Regions from separate parts of the Mus musculus genome. Here all the other regions are linked to region 2. Evidence: chromatin loops called from intact Hi-C (ENCODE). Cell type or tissue: gastrocnemius. All regions are shown on one strand. Region 1 overlaps Hdac5 (histone deacetylase 5). Region 2 holds the start of Asb16 (ankyrin repeat and SOCS box-containing 16). Region 3 has its middle 1.7 kb from the start of Ppy.

Region 1 (2,500 bases), 58 kb after region 2:
GGGTTTGTTTTCCCAGACTTCTGATTTGTGACGTCTCTGAGAGAGGGAGGAGTGTGGCTTGTAGCCTTGTAGACTGTTTGGAGCAGGAGCAACCCCTCCCTGCTGTTCTGGGGCTAGAGCTAGATCTGTTTACTTTGAGCCCTGGTTCCCAAACGTACTGTCAAAACCTGTTCCTTGTGACCCATAGCCTCTTATCTGCCTAGAGACCACATCCCTTTGTCTGGGATCTTCTGTTTTAACTGAATTTCATGATCTTGTTGTTTGTTGAAAGGGTTTTATTCTGTAGCCCAGGCTAGACTGAAGCTCACTATGATTTTTGCTCTGTACCCAAGGCTGGCCTAGAATCTACTGTAGTTTTCTTGCCTCAGCTTTCTGATTGCTGGCATAAGCTACCATGGCTGCTTGTGGGTTTTATCATTGTTGTTGTTGTTGTTTTGAGACAAGGTTTCTCTGTGTAGCCCTGGCTATCGTGGAACTAACTCTGTAGACCAGGCTAGCCTTGAACTCACAGAGCTCCACCTGTCTCTGCCTCCTGGGTGCTGGGATTAAAGTATTATTTTCTTTCTGAAGCAGGCTCTCACTGAGTTACTCATTCTGGCTTCCAACTCCTAGGTATCTAGGATTATAGTGTACAATCTCTAGTTCACCCCTTTAGTCTTAGACTAAGTCCAGACTGGCAGTGGGTATAGTTTTTCCATTTGTCCCAACTTCTGAGGGACCTGGGCATCTCTTGTGCTGTAGAACCTCCTGGGCTGATGGGCTTCATGGAAAGAAGGGACCCACTGGGTAAGAAGGGAGTGTCAGGAAGGTGTGGGCTCTGCCTAGTTATACCCACGAGATAGGCAGATCTGTTCCTTCTGAGCCAGAGCTTTGTATGGGCAGGGCCACTCTGATGGCTGGGCAGATAGCACTGCCCATCCGGATGCTTGGGCTGGGCCTTCTGCGTGGAGACAGCATGGGTCAGTTCACTCCTAAGGCTGCCAGTCCCTGGAGGGAGCAAGGGTCTGAGTCCCCAGGGTAGGTGACCAGTGCCTGTCCCTAGAACTTTGGTAGCCTCTCCACAGGAAGTTCCTGGCATTGGCTCTGTCTGTTCTGTGCAGGTCACCAGGAGACCTGGGGTGGGGGTGGGGGACAGGTGAAATAAGGACCCAGGGCCTTGCTGTCTCATGTGATCTTGGCCTTTCAGGGGTCTTTGCTAACCTGAGCTCTCAGTCATCTTAGTGAATGGCACATGCCCTTCTGCCCACCCTTTCGTCTTTCCCAAGGTTCTCCAACCTTCCTAAGTCCACCAGGAGGCAGCCAAGAGCCTCTTCCTGTCCTGACACACCCACTTCCCCTTCCTAATGCTTCGTTTGAATGGCAGCTGCTGTCACCTGCTCTGTTCTTGCCAAGCTGGCAGAGGGCACTGATCCTTAAGGGGATGCCAGGACAGTCATGCTCTAGGTTCTGTGCCAGGCAGACTGCATTTTGGGGACCCCATTTCCTTTCTTCCCTGGCTTCCATCCTGAAAGGAGCCAGGTTGCTACCTGGCAGAGCCTGGCAAACTGCATGCTGGCCCAAATTAACATTCTCCTCCCGATTCCTGTTTGTATGGGAACAAGGCTGTGTGGCAGAGCCCTCTGGCTCTCCTGCCACGTGCATACCAATGGGGCTGTGGCACCCACTGCAGCACATAGCCAGGCATCTCAGCAGTGCTAGCAGTGGGAGAGTCTTTTACATGAGCCCCTAGTTTTTCTGTAAGGCTCCTGCCAGAGAAGATAGCCTTGCCCATCACCGTTCCAATTTGGGGCAGAGTTATCTGCTGGGGTCCAGGATCTTTTAGACTCTTGCCTTTCCTGGACCGATGGGCTAGCATCTAGCACTGCAAAGAGCACTAGTTAGAAGCCAGTCCACTTTTTGCTGGAGTGCTCAGTTTCAGGACCAAGTCAGCTTTGGCTAGGAACCGATAGTCCTCCAGACAGCATAGGGCTTTGCTGAATGCTTCCAGGGCTGGGGAGGCTAGAGGCAGGCCACCAGCTCTGTCACTACTACCCTGCTTTTCACTCTGGTGCAGAGCACCCTTCATGTGGATGCTGGGACAGGGCATGGGATAGAGGGAAAGTGAGAGACTGTGTGCCTGGGAGTAGGGGTGGGGGTGGGGGAAGCATTGTGTATGTCTGTGTGCTTGACTCCACCCTTTTGGCCACATCTGGCCACTCCTGCAGATGTGGCTCTGGCCTGGTGGCCACAGAGTCGTCAGTGTGGCTGACAGAGAAACCACAGAGGAATGTGCTCAGCCTCTGCTGGGATAGGAGTGGGTACCGAGAGGCATCTTGCTCGGGCTCTGCACACACACACACACACACACACTCTCTCTCTCTCTCTCTCTCTCTCTCTCTCTCTCTCTCTCTCGTGCACACACACACACACACACACACACACACACACACACCCCTCTCTAGTGGGTCTCCCAGCCATATTAGGCATAGAGCTGGTGTGGCTTACCCAGTCTGGTGATGCC
Region 2 (2,500 bases):
GGCGAGGCCTAAGGAGCTGGGCCTGGGGACAAGGGAGGTCCCTGTGCCTGCGGCACTGCTGGGCAGCAGCTCTCCTCCTGTCCTCCCAGTCCAGCCACTCTCTCTGCAGGCGGAGAGCACGCAGTGTGGAGGATGTGAAAGGAAAGCTCTCCCCTGCCATGAGGGGTCCAGTGGTCTGGGCAGTGCCACCTAGGCAGAGAATCGTTCCTTGTCCCAGCTAGCACCTTGCTCTGGGGAGCCACCCTGCCCCCTTCTTGGTAAGCTGGAGAAACAGCTGAGGCTATAAATAGGCCCCTCACTGCATTGGTAAACAGTTTGCCTAGAGTCATGATCTTAATGCAGATGGTATTGGGCCAGCCTCTGACCCTGCTGGTACCCTTTTGTTGGTCAACAGGGCCTCAGCCAAAGGTCACTCCTGGACCCCACTTCTCTGGAGTGAGCCTTCTAGTCAAAGCAGTCAACCATGAGATGGGTGGGCAGGACAGGGTAGAGGAAGGACCAGGGTCCTGCAGCCTCTGAAGTATTGGCTGGTAAAAAGGGTAGAAGCCCAGGATGGCCCATAGACCTCAGTCTGGGGAAGTGGAGAGAGCTTCCAAGAAGCCAAACCACTCTTCCTGAATTTGAAATAACAGCAACCACTGCACACACACACCATGCTTTCTAGAACTGAAATCACTCTCAGATCCATCTCTACTCAGATGACCAGTCAGTGTTGTAATACAAGACAGATTTGGTCAGGAAATGAGGCCAAGCTAAGAATTTCAGTTCAGCACCTGAGATGGATAGAGACTTACAGGACGTAAGGTTTTGTTGTTGGCAGTGCTGCTGTTTTTGTTTTTTGAGACAGGGTTCCTCTGTGTAGTCCTGGCTGTCCTGAAACTAGCTCTGTAGACCAGACTGGCCTTGAACTCAGCGATCCACTTCCCTTTGCCTCAGGAATGCTGGGATTAAAGGGATACACTACCACACCTGGGTGGAATTTAAGTCTTAAAAAGGTAAAACTGACTCAAAGTTACATAGCTTGTGGGGGTGTGCCAAGGCCTCCAGTGGGCCACACTTTAGATAAGTACCCTAGAGGGTAGTGCTATGTTGGGTAGACAGTTGAGCAAATCCTCTTCTTGTCCCCTCATGCCGAAACTGGGCACGGTCTCTACCTTCAGTGACTAGTTTTTTTTTTCCCTCCCTGGTTTCTAGGGGAATCACGTGCCTGACTGCGGATGTGTCCAGGGATTTGACCTTGGAAGTGGAGACTGAAGGGATGAGACTTTTGGGAAACTACGCCCCATTCGCTTTAGGAGGAAATGGCTGTACTTCCAGGAGCCTCTAGGGGGAGGAATGAGGCCGCGGAAACAACAACAGCTGGTCGATTAGCTGGCAGGGGAGGGTGGAGGGATGTCAGCGGGCTTCTGTCTTCAAGACTGCAGGCTCTGCAGTGTCTTGGCAATGCCATGTGGGTCCCTCCTTGCTCCCGGTGCTTGCTCCCACCCACTCTCCAGCAACCTTCTCCTCCTCTGTATCTCTCACTTCCCCCTGGCCGCAGGCTCCCACACAGAATGTCTCTCCTACAGTTTTGTCCTCAGCTTCAGTTCCTAGCCTCCAGCCTGGATGGGTCTAGCCTGTGTCTCCTTCCTCTGACCACACTCAGCCCTGTCACAATCACCTATCCAAGAAGGTCACTTTTCCTTAAAAATGTCTGCAGTTTGGCTCAGGCTCTTCCAGAGAAATCCCGAATCCCTGGTCTGGCCCCATGCCACACAGCATTCTCACCAGGTCCTTTACCCTTCCCTGCTGTCCCAGTGGCTTGGGGTCTCCTAACTCACCCATTCAAGGCACTCTGCTGTGTGGAGGTGTGCCTGCAGTAGCTACTCAACTAGAAGGCCATCGGATGGGTTTGGCAAAGTACCCATGCCAGAGACATCATTCTACCATGCTAAATGTGGGTTCTGGGGCAGGCCCTGGCATGGTCGGTCTTGACACAATGTTTAGGAGCCCTTGGCTCATGGCAGGCTGGCCTCTCTGAACATTGAATGAAGGTCCCTATTCTCTGCCAGAACAAACACTCACCCACCACCCAGAGTGGGTGGCAGTGACCTGGGCCTTTTCCGGCACGTCCCTCACCCTCTGTTCAGTCAGTCTGTGCTTGGCCCCAGCTTCTTGGTGGTGTTCCAGGGAGGGGGTCCCAGATGAAGAGTGAGATCATGCCTAGTGAGGGTTTGAAGATCCTCAGAGAAAGGCACCTCTATGGACGCAGCTATGATTAACCCCACTGGAAGCCATACCATGTTTTAATTGCCCCGCTGACTGCCTAGCGGAGCACCCACAGCTGAGTTCCCAGGGTTGGGAGTGTGGCAAAGCTGGGTGGGGTCGAGGAGGGCCAAAGTGGTGGGTGTCCCTTCGCTCCCCAGGCATCTAACAGTCAGAGCCTAACCTCTGCCCTGCTTTCTTGCCTCAGCAGCCTGAAAAGTACTCACTACAGCTTTGTCCCTCAGAGATACCACTG
Region 3 (2,500 bases), 160 kb after region 2:
CTATCCTGGGTTACATAGTGATATGCACCTCAAAAATTACAAAGCAGAGCACCGAAGAGATGGCTCAGCGGTTAAAAGCACTGACTGTTCTTCCAGAGGTCCTAAGTTCAATTCCCAGCAACCACATGGTGGCTCCCAACCATCTGTAAAGGGATCCGATGCGATGCGCTCTTTTGTTTTTTTTTCTTCGAGACAGGGTTTCTCTGTATAGCCCTGGCTGTCCTGGAACTCACTCTGTAGACCAGGCTGGCCTCGAACTCAGAAATCCACCTGCCTCTGCCTCCCCAGTGCTGGGATTAGAGGCGTGAGCCACTACGTCCAGCTTCCGACGCCCTCTTCTGGTGTGTCTGAAAAGAACCACAGTGTGCTCATATGCATAAAATAAATAAATAAATATTAAAAAAAATTATAAAGCAGAGGCCTGGAGAGATAATTCAGTTGGTAAAGTACTTCCCACCAGCGTAAGGACCCCGAATCCACAGCACTCATGGAGGAAGGCAGTCCTAGTGGTACATAAGTATGATTCCAGCATAAGAGCAGTGAGACAGGTGGATCCCTGCAGCTCCCTGGCCGGTCCGTTCAGCCTCGGCGTGAGTCCCAGGTCCCCGTGAGAGACCCTGACTCAGAAAACAAGGTGGATGGTGTTTGAGAAACACCACCTGAGGTGAGGACATGGGCATACACCCACATATACACAAACCCTCTCTCACACACACCTATATGTATATGCACCTACACATACTTGTACCCATATCCACCCCCAGGCCCCTCACATACTCACCACCCCCAACACCATACACACTACTGAACAGAATCAAACAAAACCCCGTGTGCCCTGAATGACTCTTTCTTGGCCTGTGCTCTAAGAGCAGCAGGGGCTGAGGTAAGAGAGCCAGGAAAGGGTATGACAGAGCACAGGATGCTAGCCAAATGCCTGTCGTGTAGGTTGTATTTGGGGTCTCTGCACTTCCTTTCTTCCATCCTTCCTTCCTTCCTTCCTTCCTTCCTTCCTTCCTTCCTTCACCTACTTCATTCACCCTCGTGTTTCTGGACTGTTCTCCTAACCCCATTATCACATTGGCCGGTAGCTATCTTCCTTGTCCAGAGAGCACGTGGCTACTAAGGAGCCACTAGTGACTTGGTTTATCTGCAGGTGAGCACGTGTGTCTTCCTGGAAGCTCTATGCAAGCACTTCAGGAGCCCACAAAGGCTATCAGGAGCTATCTCTGTGTTCCAGATGTGACCATAATATTTAGAAGGCACAGGCACTACTTCCTCCTGGATTGTCACTACTACCCCTGCAGAGACCCTGGAATCTGTCATTTCGATCTATTGGGTTGACATTTGAAGAGCAGCTGTGATTTCTTGGGACCAAGCAAAGCTGGTTGACTTGCGTGACAAACTGTAAATAGTTCCCACACCAGACTCATTCCCCGGATACAGTCTTTTTACCTGGAGTAAAATCCAGAACACAAGGTTTAGAGCCCCTGGAAACCCGGATCCTTAAAACCGGCGCCGGAGCCAGGCGCCCCCTGGTGGCAGCCATGAGGCTCGAGTCGGAACTAGCCACTGGTTTTGCATAGTGGGAAACCTGAGCCCAGAGAAGGGGCCAGGATCGCTGAGAAATGAACTCTACTTACTTTGAGCGGCTGGTGCTCTTCTTGCTACCTTAAATGAGAGCCGAGAGGAAAAGGCTCTTTGATTCTTCAAGTCTGGGGATGGATGCAATGAGCCCACCTTACAGAGTAAGAAATCGAACCCTAGGAGCTCTAATTGGATCATGCTCCCAACAGGAGGGCAGTGACGCGGACTTCAATTGGAGCTAGGCCTATCTGACCTCTAACCTTATCAGGACAGATGCCTGCTGTCACCTTCTCCCCTCTCACTTCCTGCGTTCCCAGAGCCCGCGGTGATGATTCTTGTTCTGTCCTGAGAGCAGAACATCGGGAGAGAGAGAGGCCCTTGCTCCCTTCACAGGGGTCAAAATAAACAGAGCCAGTGACTGCTCTTGGCTTGAGCAGGGTGGAGGTCTGTCTGGGAAAAGGACACTGAACATGAAAGGGACAAGTGGCTTCTCCTGTCACGCAGTGGCACCAGAAGAATCTCTCAGGGGAGGAAGTGAAGGCTGACCCTGAGTCTTGGACAAGCGTTCCCTCCTCTGGTAGTCTCCCCACTTTTTGTCTGTTAAATAGGTTCCCTTGTAGGGGTTCAGTGGGACGACAGCATGGCATTTTTTGGGGGGCAACTTGAAGCTTATAAGTGATGCTGGTTTTTAGCACTCCCCTGGGACAGAGCTCTGTGCTGGGAAAGGAAACAGCTGCCAGGAACTGTCCCTTCCCCACGAACCCTGTGGCCTCTGAACCCTGGCCCACAGGACCTAAGCTGGCATTCGATACACGCATCAAATGGCTTTCTCCACTCCCTTCCAAGTGGCTTTAGGATGTGAGACATCTCTGTCCCTTCCTTGATCTAGCTGGATTGAAGGCCCGAATTCCATCCC

What was found. A loop is a pair of places that touch in the nucleus more often than their neighbours do. Peaks named below come from ENCODE experiments on the same cell type or tissue, not always from the same donor. Only the 100,000 strongest peaks of a DNase experiment are listed, where the experiment ranks them.
Region 1: a loop joins it to region 2, with 1.9 times the contacts of the local background. A loop is called at or near these places in 2 of 42 quality-filtered maps.
Region 3: it touches region 2 in a loop (11-fold over the local background); 10 of 42 quality-filtered maps call a loop at or near these places.

The regions. Positions count from the first base shown.
Region 1 is chr11:102,208,783-102,211,282 of GRCm38, reverse strand. The region is part of intron 3 of Hdac5 (histone deacetylase 5); the gene reads left to right. Among named protein-coding and RNA genes, the nearest start is that of Mir8101, 20 kb to the left of the region's middle. In gastrocnemius, a CTCF peak has its summit at 1,276 (motif pointing right); a DNase peak (open chromatin) is centred at 1,428; H3K4me3 peaks cover 415 bases; H3K27ac peaks cover 2,205 bases.
Region 2 is chr11:102,266,483-102,268,982 of GRCm38, reverse strand. It overlaps Asb16 (ankyrin repeat and SOCS box-containing 16), which reads right to left and starts at 232. Exons shown (of 5, transcript NM_148953.3): 1 at 1-232. The coding sequence starts at 160. In gastrocnemius, a CTCF peak has its summit at 1,332 (motif pointing right); DNase peaks (open chromatin) are centred at 1,386, 1,857 and 2,107; H3K4me3 peaks cover 1,091 bases; H3K27ac peaks cover 1,978 bases.
Region 3 is chr11:102,101,733-102,104,232 of GRCm38, reverse strand. No RefSeq gene overlaps it. Among named protein-coding and RNA genes, the nearest start is that of Ppy, 1.7 kb to the right of the region's middle. In gastrocnemius, a CTCF peak has its summit at 1,531 (motif pointing left); a DNase peak (open chromatin) is centred at 1,531.